2 separate regions of the Homo sapiens genome follow, and region 2 is linked to region 1. A link is a loop called in an ENCODE intact Hi-C map of the cell type or tissue named here. Cell type or tissue: left ventricle myocardium inferior. All regions are shown on one strand. Each heading gives the region's core, and the rest is flanking DNA. Links, peaks and the distances in the headings are about the cores only. Region 1 has its middle 130 kb from the start of TECRL. Region 2 has its middle 250 kb from the start of TECRL.

Region 1 (8,351 bases), core at 162-8,161:
CTTATTGAATTTGTATTCAAGGAAAATTTTAGGCAAAAGTACCATTTATCCTGCTTTCACTTCTGCTTTTACTTTATTTGCTTTTGATCATCTTTTGGATGTCTTTGCTGGGGAATTTTAGATCTGCTTTTGGGTTGAAAAGTGCCCGGCCATGATACCAGTTTCGATCTTACATGTATTATATACTAGATGTCTATCCCTATATTTGCATTTATTCATTTTAACAATTTTATTGTTCCATAAGTCAGAATTTCTTTTCTAGAAAACAGGGATAATAATAATCTAGTGGGTAGTTGTGAGCATTAAGTAAAAGTTCTTAGATAGCTCTTAAAACTCTCAAAATGTAAAATTAGTTAATTTGAGTAAGAGCTGTATTTTTATATGCATTTAGCAACTGTCTGCCTTTTTTGTGCTTTCTGTTAGTTCCCCTGGATAATAAGAGTTGGAGCTGCTGACTATTAGATAAAGCATATTCATTTCTGTCAGATATGTATTGAGAGAATACTTTTTTGACTTGCATAATTCAAACTCCAAATGATAACTCTTTTGATTTAAAGAATGGCCTCAGTTCATTAAACAGCATTTCCATATTTTTTATTTTTTAGACAACAGCACATGCATGATGCCTCCAGAGTATTCACTGTACTCTTTGTTTTCTAATTCAATGTGTGACTGAAGCCATAGTTTACTAGTTTTGTTACTTTGAGATAACCCTATATTTGCATTTGAATTACTGTACACTATTGTAGTTAGTAATTGCCACTGTGTAAATGCAGATAATATTTAACTGCTTTTAAGTATAGATTTTTATTTAAGTATATACCACAGCTCTGTAAATTGGCAATTCTCAAATGGGGCCATAATCATAAACTCATAGTTTGCACATGCAATTTAAGAGAGCATTTTTAGAAAATTATCACTGCTTTGTTTCAGTTGTAGATTGGCAGTGATTCAATGTTTTGATTTTAGTCCCATGATTTAATTTTTAATTTCAAATAATGCCAATATGGGAAATAAACTTTCCATGGATTTATAATAAGCAGTATACCATAATACTGAAAAGTTTAGTTCTATCGTTGGACTATGTGGCTCAGATCTTGTATTTTCTTCATAATGGGTCAATGACCTAGGGTAATTTTCCTCGATTTCTAAAGAGCCTCATCCCTTAAACTGGAGAGAATACAAATACTTAATTGGTTAAGTTACATTTTGTGATAATAAATAAGTTAATATATTGAAATTATATAAACAAGTATTAGATAAATAAATGTTCAATTTTATTTTAAATAGAAAAATACATAGTATTAAAACCAAATAACTTGGGTTACTAGACAACAGAAAAATTTGGTTCTATTCTTTACTTGTAATTTTGTATAACATATGCAGCTTTTTGAACACTTTTTTTCTCTTTTATTTTAAAAGCATATTAATACGTGCTCTGCTTATCTCATGTGTGGGTTACGAAGGTAGAGTAATATAATATGCTTCTGTTGATAAAGTTGGTTAGTAGTTTCTAAAAATTGCTATTATTACTAATGTTAAACAAGTGAAATAGTGGATATAGTCATCAAAATTTTTAAAGCATATTTTAACATATTTTTCAATATAAAATTTCAATAAGCTTAGACTTAGGGATATTTAAACAATAACACTATCAAAACATTCATTACCATGTAAATAACAGTAGTACACTATATTGTAGTCAATTATACCACACACTACACTTCAGACTTTGTACTATACACAATCCACATAGTTGTTTCTCATTTAATTCTAACAATAACATCAAAATATACAGTGTATTTGTATTTACATTTTATTAATGAGGAAAATGAGGCTTACAGAAGTTAAGTAATTTGACCAAATGCAGAAAGCTAGTAATTTGCGAATCTGGAGTTCAAATTCTGTTTTTATGCCACAACTCAAGCTTAAACCACACTAATGAGCTGTTTCTCCAGTTTAGTTTCTTCATTAAGCTAGAGAATTATTAATAATAACAAATTGTTTGTTGTTTTCATGCCAGCTCCTGGAATGGCAAGACCTGTTGCATAGAGTACTTGACTCTGAGTCAGAATAAAGATCTTCAGCCTGAAAGAAAACAAACACACTAAAAGCACACTGGAACAAGGATAAATATTCTGTTAGATATATTATCTGGGGTTATTAATGGTGTGAACAAAAGTTCCATGAAAAAGAATTTGGAGGGAAGACTTTATTCCTGTGAACAGTTTGCAAACCAGGAAGAAAACCTTTGGTGTAAAAGGAAGGTGCTTTCCAGAGAAAAAAAGCAGGGCTTGATTTTTAAAGAGAAAGTTCCAGCCCAGGTTCCCAATCAGGTTCATTTATTCAAATGAAGCATCCAAACTTGGAAAGCCATGATTGGTCAAGGAAGATGCACTCTGATTAGTTGGTCATGTGAGTTCTGAAAGTCCCAAAGTTAAACAGAAGTAGTGGGTTTTCTGGGAATTCAGAGTATGTGTGTAACCTCTAGTCAGCAAACAGCCATTTGGTTGTATTTGACTTTAGTCTCAGCCACTTGGGATTCATTTTAAGGATTGACTTTCCCAGGTTCACATTTATTCGCAATGGAGAGGCAGAAATTAGACGTGAATATCTGATTTAAAATTATGGAAACGTAAGAGTTTGGTACAAGATTTGGGAAGTGGAAAGTGCCTGACTTAAAATAGTAACTATATGAAAACAAGTGAACAGATTGTGAGATGATTGTTCTGTATAAATAACAGGTTATTTGTTACTAGACATTAAAAACTGGAAGCTCTGCAGAGCAGAAATATGGTATATTGAGATGTTTTCAAAGTTCCTGCGGGCTAATTTTGCAATTTGCGTCTTTTAAGCTTTATGAGAGGCAAAGCAAAGCTTTCAATCCTTTTTGTGATTGTAATCCACTATTAACATGTTCTTATATAATTACAATTCATTTTGTTAAAAATACAATTTATTCCCAATTTTAATGCTCCAAAATATGTTTCTAGGTGCTTCTTACACCTAGAGAAGAGACACCGTGACCATTATGAAGCAGTGGAGGAGAGGGCAGTTCATCTTTGTAAGCATCGAATATATGCTAACCATTAGGAATATGGTAGTAAATTAAACTCTCAAGGCTCTCCCTCCTAAGAATGTTATATTTTTCAAAGAAGACATATACAAATATTTAAGTAAATAATAAAAGTATCTCAAAAGATTTGTGGCCCATTTTGCTAAAATGTTTCACCAGCTCAGAGAGAGTTTTACACAGAAAGTTACTCGGAAAACAAATTTTGGTAAGAGACCAATGTGTGTAGCATTTAATGAGCATTTATTTTCTTCCAACCCCTTTACACAAGCATATTGTTCCTGAGTCAACAATTAAAACCTTGAGGAAATTGAAATGCAATGACGATACATTACTTATAAAAGTCCATGTAACTCTAAGGAATCGGGGTTAGAATCTACTTTCCTTTTCATTTGACAATAGCATCCCTTACTTTTGTTCTTCAATAAGTTTGGCTTTTGCTCAACAAAGGAGGCAGCACTGTCAGTCCGAGAGGAAGCAACAGGACAAAATACAGTAGGAGATGTTCCACAATTTGACTGGAAAACAGAGCTCTCTGTGAGCTGACTTGTGTTGTGTGTAGGTTTGGAGAATGTTGGAGTTTAAGATACTAAAGCAGGTAGGAGCCAAGTGATGAAAGCCCTTACATGGTTTGTCAAGAATTTTGGCCTTGATCATATACAAAGTAGAAATCTCTAAAATGAGAGATGGCATTCTCAAGCTGGGGAGTCTACAAAAGATTGAATGTGGTGGTAGCATAGAGATGTAGCAGCCTAATATTTTTCCCACTTTAAAATTATCATTTAATTAAAATAACTATATTATAATACAAAGGACTAGAAGAGTCAATATTCACAAATAATCTTCAAAACTAGATAACCTTAGACATTTCTAAGCAGTTGACCCCCCAAATTTCTTAAAACGTGATTTATTTCAGTTTTTAGGTATAATTTTAACAAAACAAATAAAATTCCACAGACCGTTATAAGATTTACTACACACTACAATCATTGTGCTCTTTGATCATTATGGCATCATGTATAACATATTATAATTATGTAATGTTTATAAAATTGTACAATTAAAACATCCAGAAATTTAATGTTTTTAAAGGGTTGAAATATACTGTCTTTTGTCTGTCCTCTCTATATGTATCACACAGATATAGCTAACTTAATAAAATTCCTGTATACTTAAAATGTGCAGGTACTATGATATTTTACAATGCACATATTTTACAAAGCCTCTTAAAGATTTCAAACCATGTATACATAAACGTGTACCAATAATTTGCTGAAACATCTTTTAATTTCCAAGTTCTATATATGCTGGAAATAAGGATGAATGAACCATTTCTTACACCCAAGGAGCTGGCATCACCCTTGCATACTTATTTTGAGACTCTGAAAGAAACACCTTTATTCTTTAACAAAATTGCTTTTGAGAGGTGGATGAGGAAATGTAATGATTTAGATGGGAAGGCAGAGGTTCTTCAATGTTTTTCTGTATTGGACTTAACTGTATATAAGGGTCTTAAAACAATATTACTCCTTGAGAAAAATAGGAAAACACCAAGAGCAAAAATAGAGATATTATTTTCTTATTTGTTTGTTAGTTAAAAAATTACTTATTACTTGACAAGTTTAATTTTCATGGTCTTGAATAATCGTAATTTTCACATTCCTGCTTGTTTTGCTTACAAACACACACATACACCTCAAAGAAAACAAGTTCCCTAATATTTCAGGGTAAATAAGTAATACTACTTTTTAATTATTATTATTTTTTCATAAATTGTAGCACTTGAGGATATGTGAAAACCGTGGTATAGCTATTGTCGTTAACCAGATGATCTTTTATTTCACCAGTGTTGCTGTTATTCCACTAGGTGGCAGCCTTACCCCAGCACTTTAGGATATTCACAGACAAGCAAGCTGCTATCCACATGTGTTCTAGTTAATGTTTTCCAATAGAAATTTAGGTGGTTAGTTGGTAATAATAATTATAATAAAAAGGTGTAGTTTTCTAATGACATCAGGAAAGCCATTAACTGGAGTGAGAAGAGTATTCAAACTAAAAACGTGGCAAATTGATTTACAAATGCATTGACTACAAACAAAAATCTAATAATCTGTCCTTTCTCTTTTATTATGGCTAAAGTATTGTGGAAAATTTCACATATTTTCTGCATCTGATGACCCGGGCCTGAAAAATATCATCACTTTAATAACAAACAATGAAACTCCATTTTTTCACAAGGAGCTAAGAACACGTTTAGTTGTCCTTCATTTTCAGGGTCTCCAAAATAGCAAGAAAAGCCAAACAATACAATCCAAGATATCATTTCATTGCAGCCCTGCCCATTATTGATTTGGAATTATTCTGAAGCTTCTTTCAAACAGAAGTCATTGGAAGCTGTGGAGACGGATCCATAACGGCTTAGAAGCTTTAAGGGTTTATTTACCATTTGCCTTTAATCACTTTTCCGGCTTTGTGAAAGGACTGGAATGTCTGAAGTGACATTTCAATAACTGCAATTTTTTTCTGCCCGGTTGGAGAAGAGAACGATGGATAGCCAAAACAAGTTTGAAGTATTCCAGGAAATGCTGCAAGATCTTTGTTTTGCAGTTGAAAAAGAAATACTATTTAAAGAGATAAAAGGAAGAGCAGGGCCAGGCGCGGTGGCTCACGCCTGTAATCCCAGCACTTTGGGAGGCCAAGGCGGGAAGATCATGAGGTCAGGAGATCCAGACCATTCTGGCCAATATGGTGAAACTCTGTCACTACTAAAACACACAAAAAAAATTAGCTGGGCATGGTGGTGGGCACCTGTAGTCTCAACTACTCAGGAGGCTGAGGCAGGGGAATCGCTTAAAACCGGGAGTCGGAGGTTACAGTGAGCCGAGATCGCACCACTGCCCCCTAGCCTGACAAGAGAGCAAGACTCCATCTCAAAAAAAAAAAGGAAGAGCAGAAGTAGGAGCATATGCCAGGACAGTAAGACAAGAATTTGAATGGGCTTTAGACCAATATTGGCCTAAAAAGTAATTTTCCACTTAGGTTTACCATTACTTTAAAGCAGTTCGATGGCACGTGGCATAAGTGTGAAGAAACCTGTGTAGCTGGAGGGTCAAATAGTTCTGGAGCGAGGAACATTTCTTTAAAATTCTAAAAGTGCTTTGACAGTCATCTTTAATATATTACCTCTTCTAGATTCCTTCATTTCTGACTTGATTAATTTTACTTTCCCTAACTTCCTTTCTTTAAATTTTACTTAGATTCAAAAATATTTTATTTCAAAAATAAATATGAAAGAAAGGAAGTTAGGGAAAGTAAAATTACTTTCTTCTCTAGTCTTTTTTATTTTTAAATGTTCTGGTTTCTCTACACATTAGTTATTTTCCTCAAATTTATTTAGATATATGTATTTACTGTTTGTGTTCGCAAAATTTTTGTTTTAAAATAGAAAACCATTAGAGGTAGAAATGACATATACAGGTATATTCTTTTAAAAAACATATATAGGTATATTCTATCAAAACTTGAGCATTTTATGAACTAATTTATTATATGTGAATAAATTACTTCCTGAGAGAAAGCCCAGAACCTTGGAAAGCTAGTGTAGTTTTCAGCGTATTCAGGAAAAATTAGTTTTGTAAATAGTGCATTTAGTTCAAAATGCACAGATAATTGATACAGATAAAACTTAAATTTTAGCTTCAAATACAATCCATTAAAGTGTTATTACACTTACCAAATAAATAATTTTGGTCGAGAAACAACTACATTTCAGTTCTGATGTCACTCTTTTAATTATTTGCTGCTTGGTCAGGATTCTGACAGCAGAGATGTTTGTAAAAGAATGAAAATCTAAATCTGTGTCTCACAATACAGATTAGAATGTCACAAAGCCCCGGGCATATAGACAAATGTGTCATAGCTCCTTTGCTAAGATGATGATGATGATGATAATGATGATAATGATGTACCCGGCTATGGACACCATATTCTGCAGCAAGTAAGTGCTATATAATTTTTCCCCCAAGTATCCATTATTTTTTGATCTATTGGTTTCATACCAATTCACTGTACTTCTTATTGGATGATTAAATGATGATTCATTTCTCTAGAATTTAGAATTTTAGAAGTATTCAAGTGGCTACAAGATTCAGACATGCTACAGATGTCATATTTAGATTTTTAAAGCAGCTTAAACAATGTTTGCTATGAAGCATTCTTAGCTAGAAAGAATGACAAGGAATAGGACTTTGGCTTATCAATTCACTTTAAGCCCTGATATATTGCTTTCTCTCTCAAGGCATATATGCACAAGTAAAAAACCAACAACTAATTACTGTTACGTATCTGAGAGTATTAAAAGGAAGGCATGGGATAGTCACTTATAAAGACAATAGGAAAACAACGTAAACTACAGCAAGAAAGAACATTTTATCTTAGAGTTAAGAAAAAAAAAAGCAACCAAACTGGTCATGGTGGCTTATGCCTGTAACCCCAGCACTGTGGAGGCTGAAGTGGCGGAATTGCTTGATTCCAGAGTTCGAAACTAGCCTGGGCAACACAGTGAGATCCTCATATCTAGCAAAAAGAAAAAAAAAAAGAAAAAGAAAAGCACACAAATTTTTAGTAGTCAGAACGTAAGTAGTGTATCATTTTGAGAAAAAAGTTTTGCAGAGGAAATCCAAGAGAAAACTTAGTAACAAAATTATACTGAATAATATCAAGTATAATCATGGAAACAAAGATAATATTAGCAACAGCCTGATGTGTACAAGCTAATGGCCCTGATTCTGTGAAATTCCACTTAATTATTTGCACAAATTATAGATCATCAGTCATACCATCTAAGAATGAGTGGGTTTAGATCCCTGGAAGAAAGTACTGTCTACATATTTATAGGTACACAGTAGGCAACCAAATTCATGAACTCACAAACTCACAAGGAAACTTACACTCACAAACTCACAAGGAAGTTGAACTCACAAACTTGCAAGGAAGCTCTGAAGAGAGCCACTTCTTATACAACAATTTTTCAATTTAAACAGACATAACAGCAGATACTGAGTGTAATCTCCCTATTTTTCTTATGGACTCTTCTACAAAAGAAATTTTGCATCTTAAATAGGAAGTGAATGATAATTTTACCTATAGCTGACTCTATATTCACAAATATCAAATATGAGTAATTTCATCCATTCATTCAATAGATATTTATTAAAAAGGAGATATTTATTAACTGAAGGAGAGTTCCAGGCACTGGAGATACAATCAGAAACAGAGA
Region 2 (8,351 bases), core at 48-8,047, 380 kb after region 1:
TTAAAGTAAACTTGAAGATGCAAGGGGAGGAGAAAATGAAATGAAAAATGCTCTGTGCTTCCATAGCTTCCACTTTCAACATGAGAGTGAAAAATAAAAAAGAAAGAGAATAAAATAAAACAAAATTACAAAACAATTACTGGTTTCATTCTAAGTGTGGAGATTGCTTTTTTTTTTTCTTTTTTTTGACAGTCTCACTGTGTTACTCAGGCCATAGTGCAGTGGCACAATCCAGGCTCACCCCAGCCTCAATCTCCCGGGCTCAGGTGATCTTCCCACCTCAGCACTGTTTGTAGCTGGGACTGCAGGCGACCATCACCATACCCGGCTAATTTTTGCATTTTTTGTAGAGACTGGTTTTGCCACGTTGCTAGACTGGTCTCGAACACCTGGACTTGCACGATCCTTCGCTTCCAAAGTGCTAGGATTACAGGAATGAGCCACCACACCTGGCCCTATATACTTTTTTTAAAAATTTACTTTAAATATAAAATTCAGCCTTAGCAGCAGAGAACTGGAAATCTCTGGCTTAAAAATATATTGATTTTTTTTTCATTTCTCTAAAGTAAGTTCAAGCTTAAGCAACCTGGAACTTGTGTGCAAACAATGTCCTGAGCAATTTATCACCCATTCTTAGCTTGTCATTCCAAACATATAGTAATATCTTGTTCTTGAGTACAAGATGATCACTGCAGCTCCTGGCCTATTTTCTGTATTCACATGATAAAGGAGAAAAAGCAAATAGCCTGTAAAAACACCTCCCTATGGAGTCAGGTCACTTAAAAAGCTTTTTCCATAAAAAATAATCCAACAACTTCTCTTTCCAATCTTTAGCCATGCTTAAGTTAAGTGCATGAAACCAATCCAATCACTTTCATTTTTTCCAGGGATGCAGTACCAGGTTACCCATGACCTCATTTGAAAAAAATCATTTTACACTCATCTCAAATTAAAGGAAATGTTGGAGAGATGTTCAAACTTCATTTTTTTTCCTCAGCGTAAGAGGGTGAACTTGTGGTAGTAGTATGATACCAAACACTGAAATGAAATACATAGAGAGTATACACGCAAACACACCTTTTAATAGCTTATTTTTCTCAAGATTTTACAGAAATTGTTGCTATGCTTTAATGTGTCATATCTACAGATCCCACAGTGAAGCTTGTTAAATAGCATTATGGCAACCTGGCCAGCTCTCTGTTTCCTTTCCTGGACATAAAAATATTTGTTATATTTAACATGCCAAAGTAAATGGAAACAACTATTGCATGATTGTTGGTTGTATAAGTATTCAATTATATGTATTGTTTATGTATTTTTTGGATAGATGTTAGAGTGAGCATTTGCTATTCATTACCATGAAAAACCTTTTTAAACAAATGATTATATGTATCAGTATGAGATTTTATTTCAGACAGAAGCAATAAGAAATGAAAAATGAGGTAACTGCACAAATAGCAATAGGAAAAGCACGGTTCTTGATTAACGGAAGTAACAGCAGCCTCCTGACTCTGGTAAGGCAAAGTGATTCTGTCTATAAATATCTCAAGCATTAAACAACAGCTCAACCTTCGATGGCACCCTAGAAATGCAGCCAGGTACTTTCTTTAAGCTCTGCCAAAAGTTTTGTGAATTAGTTTATAATTTGTTTTAATCTCATTTTAGAAAATTCCTTCCTGTTTAAAACAGCTAATTTTAGTATCTGAAACCAATTATGTTGGTAAATAAAAAGTACCAAGACTGGTTTCAGACAAAAAGACTTTGAGAAAAGTAGAAATCTGGTTAATTTTGGAAGAAGTTATATCCAAATTAGCATCAAAAGTTATAATTCTTATAGTTTTTACCACATGGTAAGTGAAGTATTTTTCCACCTGTTTTAAATTTTCACAGATAAAGGATCACCCTGATGTTTCTACTGAAAGCAAGGCAATCCATTTTGTGGAATGAATACTTGCTGTTATAAATTATGACTCTGGTCAAAAAGATTATAAGAATGAATAAGCTGGTTGAGTACATATAACTGCTATGAAAACCTTAAAGAAAGACAATTTCAAGCCTGCCATTTTATGTTCTTATACAAAAGGAGAATCCAAGAACTGTGCAATCTCTAGACTGCTTTGGAAGAATTACATTTTTCTTTGTAGCCATGAAAAGATGTAGAAAGAAATAAGATTATGGTCCTATAAAGAACTGAATTACAATAAATCTATAGTAGAGAAACTTATGCTAGATGTACACACATAATCAGAGACAGCTGAAACAGATGGGAATGATAGCAATTGTTCATTTGATTGGTAGACAATGTTGATTGGTACTTAATGTTGGCTTATTCTAAAATATTTGAGATGTCATAAATTATGATAAATTATATAGAGAAGTAATCCAAATGCTAGGAGATATGTAAGTTGAAAAAATGTGTGAATCATTCACTATTCTTTAATTATATCCCTGGAGATGTGTCTGAGAACATTCCCTTCAGGAAAGGAAAGGAAAGGAAAATTGCACTAGTGAGGAAAACAGCAACAATCTGGAAAACCTCTGTATCAACTGTCCTCGGGAAAATAGGGATGGAAGTGAGAGATTCTGCAATGGACCCCCAAATGCATGGAGTAAAGCCAGATAGAGTCACTTAGCAAACAGATACAAGAAGGTATTGTATGCTTGTCAGATTAGACAGCAGGTCAGAAGTGGCAAGCCAAATAGCTACACTCTCAGAGCTCTTTGCTAGTAGTTGATTATTCATTTATCCCACGGATCAACTTAACAAATAACCTAGAAGATCTTTGTTAACTAGGGGGGAAAAAGAGCTCTATTGTGGAGAGCATGCCTGATATGGTATCTTTCTTGTAGAAGCAGTCAGATTGAGACCAGCTTCTTTAGGCTTGTTCAATGCTGGTAAAAAATGTTTCTTTGGTGTCAAATATAAAGTATACGCAAGGGCTTGGTAACCTAAGTTTTCTTTCACCACAGGTCATCTGACATCTAATGTTCATTGGTAAAAACTTCCCAGAAATTTTGTTGCTCCTGCTCATCCAAATAATCTGTGAACTTCCAAGCATTGCTCAACAAACCCTTTACTGCCTAAACTACTGGGTATGCATTTGTTGTCTGAAAATAAAAACTTTGACCCAGAAGTCAGTCTTTGAATAAGTCTACTGGAAAGCAGTTAAACATATTTAAATGATTTTATTGTATTATATACGGTAAATTCTATTGCCACTGCATACTTTAGATAAGAAAATAAATCAGTATGTTTTTCTTAATGATCATCACTGCCAGGTGGTGAACCACTGGTAAAAAGAGTTGAGATTTTAAAAATCATGTCAGGTGAAAACTGTGAAAACATAAAATAATAATAATATAACACCTTACATTTTCCCATAAAGAGTATAAAGTTAATCGTCAATCCCAAACAAGAAAATTTCATTCAGGCTTTATTTATTTATTTATTTGGAGATGGAGTCTCGTTTTGTCGCCTGGGCTGGAATGCAGTGGCGCGACCTCAGCTCACTGCAACCTCTGCCTCCTGGATTTAAGTGATTCTCCTGCCTCAGCCTCCCGAGTAGCTGGAGACTACGGGTGCACGCCATCACACCCAGCTAATTTTTTGTAGTTTTAGTAGAGATGGGATTTCACCATGTTGGCCAGGATGGTCTCTATCTCTTGACGTGCATTCAGGATTTATTAACAAACAAACAAAACCAATACAACATAGGCTCATAATGTTCTTGGCTTCTTCCTCTATGACATTTAGATAAAATGAAAATACAAGTAATTACCAATAATAGGCCTTTATAAGGTATCTTAAGCTGTATCACTTTTAAAGATTGAAACCCCCTTCTCAGGAAGTACCTCATAAGATTACTAACAACCCCAAACTTAGAACTGCTTTCTACCTGAGATACATCTCCTCCATGGATGCTTGCTGAATAAGATCATATCAAATACTTTTGACAACTCACTCTACTAATAGCTGCTAGAATCTATTAACTTTAATAAAAATTCTCTTGCAAGGAATTCCTTGTTTCACCTGGTTAAGAAGATATACAAGGCCCTTCTCCAATCATTACTCCCTGTTGGAATTATGCAAAGGAATTTAAATTGTTTACAAGGGATCTCATGCCTCCATGGGAGGACAGGATTTAAAATAGTTGTGCAACTGAAATATGTTTGACATATTTTAAGCTAAACTTGTGCATGAGGGTTGAAACTTTATTTTCAAGTAGAAAAGAAAAAAAAGGTAGGCACTGGAAGTTTGTAGAACAGTAGTACTGTCTATCTTGGGTTTCTAATCTATTACATCTACTCTATTAGCTTTCAAAGACACCTCCAGAAAAGGGAGTATTTCCCCAACTGACAGAAACTCAGCTTTTAAATGTAGTGTGAAGTCATTTCGTCTCATTCTAAAACTTCCCAGATGAGTAATCTCTTCAAGATCATAATAAGTAGATATTTGATAAAGCATGCTATTTGCAATTCTAAATTTTCCCTTATGAGGAAATTTCCTTATATGACAACAGAATATAGCTACGCATCACCATTAGCATTTATTTAAATTGTCAGAAATCTTAATAAAAGCTTTAGTCAAAATATAATACAAACTAAATTATGACAACGCAAGTTCTCATGCTGTCTTTAATGTAGGTACAAAGATAGTTTCTTTTGCCATCAGACCTACACAGTTGGCAACATAGAATCTAGTTCCATTTGCTGCATTTGCATATTGTCAAATATTGATCATGGTATTTATCTCATTGTTAGTTCAGCAAGATGGTCATATGTGATGAGACTCTCTGTGTTATCTAAAGGAGTTGCTTAAAAACAAACAGATAGCTCTGTTTCACTGTACTGTGTAAACATACAAGGGAAAATGTAGTCTAAGATCAACATTCCATGTTGTATGTATGATAACTTACTACTTGTAGATTTGTGGAAAGATAAAGTCACTGCTGTTGGGTGTTGAATTATGACAGTACAAATGATAGGGCATACGATTTGGAAAATATGATCTCCCAAATTCTATTCCCATAAATTATAGTCTTTATAGTCAGACTTACTATTACCTTGTAACAATGCCTTCACATGTACCCTCATTGCAGTTACTATTCTTAAACTGTCTTAAGCTTAACTTATCCAGATTCTCTTCTTTAATTAATCATATTTTTCTACCATGTATATTTAAGTGTTGATTATTAAATAATATAGTATTTTGTATTAGCATCTGGGCATGTCTTCATGAATTCCCTTTGTAATTGTACAGTAGATTTTTGATCTGTTTTTCCTAGCCAAAAGATACATCAACATGATAATAATTTAGACTTTTCTTACAAATTTTTCTTCTGGAAATTCTTAATAAATGCAAAACTGCATACATTCTAAGGTAAATGTAATCGGTTTTCTGTAGATTTAGGTATGTTTGTGTTAGTATGTGTGCATGTGTGTGTGTATGTGTGTGTGTGTTGTCAAAACTTCTGGTTTTGATTCTTTTGATTTTGTATAGATCAAGACTGTGACTTCAAATACCCTGCTTAACCCAATCCCATCTTCATTTTCTTTTGTGGAAGAAAAGCATAATTTTAAATACTAACATATCCCATGCTTTGATAATTATTATCCCAAGGAAAATTATTCTAGATTCATAATAGAGCATCAAAGAACCTTCACTATGCATCCAAATAATAAAAAAATATAGTTCAGGGAATAAGAGAAAGCAGCCAAAAATAATTTCTTCCAGTCCGAGAACAAGAATTTGAGGAGTGACACACACCCTTAATATTAGAGTTAGACTAGGTTGCATGAAGAATTAATTTTTTGATGTTTCCCAGCCCTTCCTTGTGAAAGTCAGGCCTTTGGGGCTCTGGTGTCCAAATGCTTTAGATCAAATCCAAGTCTCACTCAAAAATAAGCAATGGGATGCCAACTTCCTTAAATCTCTTGGTTTCTATTTTCATTTTTATAAAGTAAATGTAAGAATGCAAAGTATTTCAAATATTATATTTTTTTTTATAATTTACTGAAAAGCACTTTGTGGATTTTCAAGCCTATAATAAACACTTGATACAACTTAATTATGGGTAGTTTTTGTAACTCTGGAAATAAAATCTACCTCACTTTTTGTCCTTTTTTTTAATGATAGTCCCATAAATATTTTAATTACAAATGTGTATTTAATACTGCAAATGTATATTTAACCTATGCATTTAATAAAATTAGATAAGCAATCTATATTTGCATATTTTAAAATAAGTAACATTTAGCAAACAATAGAAAAAGCGAGTCACCAATTTTCAAATCGCAAAATAATAATAATAATAATAAAGGTGAGTTTTTAATATCGATTAAAAAGTATGTGTTTATAATACCTAAATCTGCTTTGCTTTAATTTCAGATTTGCAAAACAAACACTATATGACAACACTATATGTTTTTTTTCTATTTCATGCAGTCATGGTTTAGGAAAATCTGCTTTCGTATAAAGAATAATAAAAGTAAGTCATTTAGCATAAATCTAGGGCAACTAATCATAACCGCATATGTACTATAGTATTTATTAAAGCATTACATTAGAAATTCTTGATTTAATAGCCAATACATTTATCACCTCTTGAAACTTCAGCATATATGCTTTACATCACACAGGAGGAAAGAGTTCTGCATACACAAATGTTCACAAAATAACAAAAAGCAGAATAAACTAAATTCCTAGGAAAATCATAATGATTTGTATGAAAAAGTGTTTCAAAAAAGATTTCTGCAGTTCTTTAAATAAGACTTCTTTAGTAAAGGAGTTCAGAAAATAAATCCACTTATCTAACTATCTGTCTTTTCATTCATCTCTCCATTCATCCATCCATGCATATATACATTCATACATACATAAAAAAATCACAGAACACACATCCTTTTCAAGGTCATCGCAATTGCATTTCAGGTTTTCATAATTCTATGCTACTAACTATAAAAAAGCATGCCTCAAAATAGCCAGTAATCAAATTTCCTAATTTTCTTAAACAATTTTAAGAAGTATTATGATAACCAATATAAAATGATGTAGAATTACTGAAAAAAAAAAGATGTTAAAAAAGACCAAATTTAAAGTCATTGACTTACACTCTCATGTAGACGATGTGTTAGGCCGTTCTTGCATTGTTATAAAGAAATACCTGTGACTAAGTAATTTATAAGAAAAGAGGCTTAATTGGCTCATCGTTTTGCAGGCTGTACAAGAAGCATAGTGGCATCTGCTTCTGGGGAGGTCTCAGGAAGCTTCCAATTATGGCAGAAGGCAAAGACAGAGCAAACCTATCATACAATGAGAATAGAGCAAGAAAGAGAATGGGTGGGGAGGGACCACACACTGCTTAATAACCAGAACTTCCTTAAACTCAGAGAAAGAGCTCACTTATCACCAAGGGGATGGCCTAAATAGCCGTTCATGAGGAATTTACCCTCATAATTCAAACACAACCTACTGGGCCCCATCTCCAACACTGGGGATTACATCTCAACATGAGATTTGGAAGAGGCATCCAAATTATATCAGACGATCAAATACTTTCTACTTGTTAAGTGATCATACTTCCTTATCCAGACTGTAATATATCTCCAAGTCCTGGCCTTATAATCAGTTCTTTCTCAGTAAAGTGATAGTATTCATTGAATTCTCAAAATAACTACCATATTGGATTAGTCCGTTTTCACACTGCTATAAAGAACTACCTGAGACTGATATTTTATGAAGAAAAGAGGTTTAATTGAATTGCAGTTTTGCAGGCTTAACAGGAAGCATGACTGGGAAGCCTAAGGAAACTTACAATCATGGGGGAAGGCGAAGGGGAAGCAAGCACACCTTACCATGGCAAAGCAGGAGAGAGAGAGGGAAGGCGGGATTGCCACACATTTTCTAACAACCAGATCTCATGTCACTCACTATCAAAAAAACAGCAAGTAGTTATTCCATTTCCATGGTTCAATCATCTCCCACCAGGCTCCTCTCCCAACACATGGGAATTCCAATTTGAGATGAGATTTGGGTGGCGACACAGAGCCAATCCATATCACATATGTTTTTTTGTTTGTTTGTTTGTTTGTTTTTTGAGACTGAGTCTCACTCTGTTGCCCAGACTGGAGATCAGTGGCACGATCTTGGCTCACTGCAACCTCCACCTCCCGAGTTCAAGTGATTCTCCTGCCTCAACCTCCCAAGTAGCTGGGATTACAGGTGCATGCCACAGTGACTGGCTAATTTTTGTATTTTTAGTGGAGATGGGGTTTCACCATGTTGGCCAGGCTAGTCTCTGCCCTCCTGGCCTCCGAAAATGCTGGGATTACAGGCATGAGCCACCGCACCT

What was found. Peaks named below come from ENCODE experiments on the same cell type or tissue, not always from the same donor. Only the 100,000 strongest peaks of a DNase experiment are listed, where the experiment ranks them.
Region 2: it touches region 1 in a loop (3-fold over the local background); 64 of 110 quality-filtered maps call a loop at or near these places.

Annotation. Positions count from the first base shown.
Region 1 is chr4:64,536,036-64,544,386 of GRCh38, reverse strand. No RefSeq gene overlaps it. Among named protein-coding and RNA genes, the nearest start is that of TECRL, 130 kb to the right of the region's middle. In left ventricle myocardium inferior, for the core only: CTCF peaks have their summits at 4,941 (motif pointing right), 5,796 and 6,006; no DNase peak of the experiment used is centred there; H3K4me3 peaks cover 589 bases; H3K27ac peaks cover 951 bases.
Region 2 is chr4:64,159,736-64,168,086 of GRCh38, reverse strand. No RefSeq gene overlaps it. Among named protein-coding and RNA genes, the nearest start is that of TECRL, 250 kb to the left of the region's middle. In left ventricle myocardium inferior, for the core only: no CTCF peak of the experiment used is centred there; no DNase peak of the experiment used is centred there.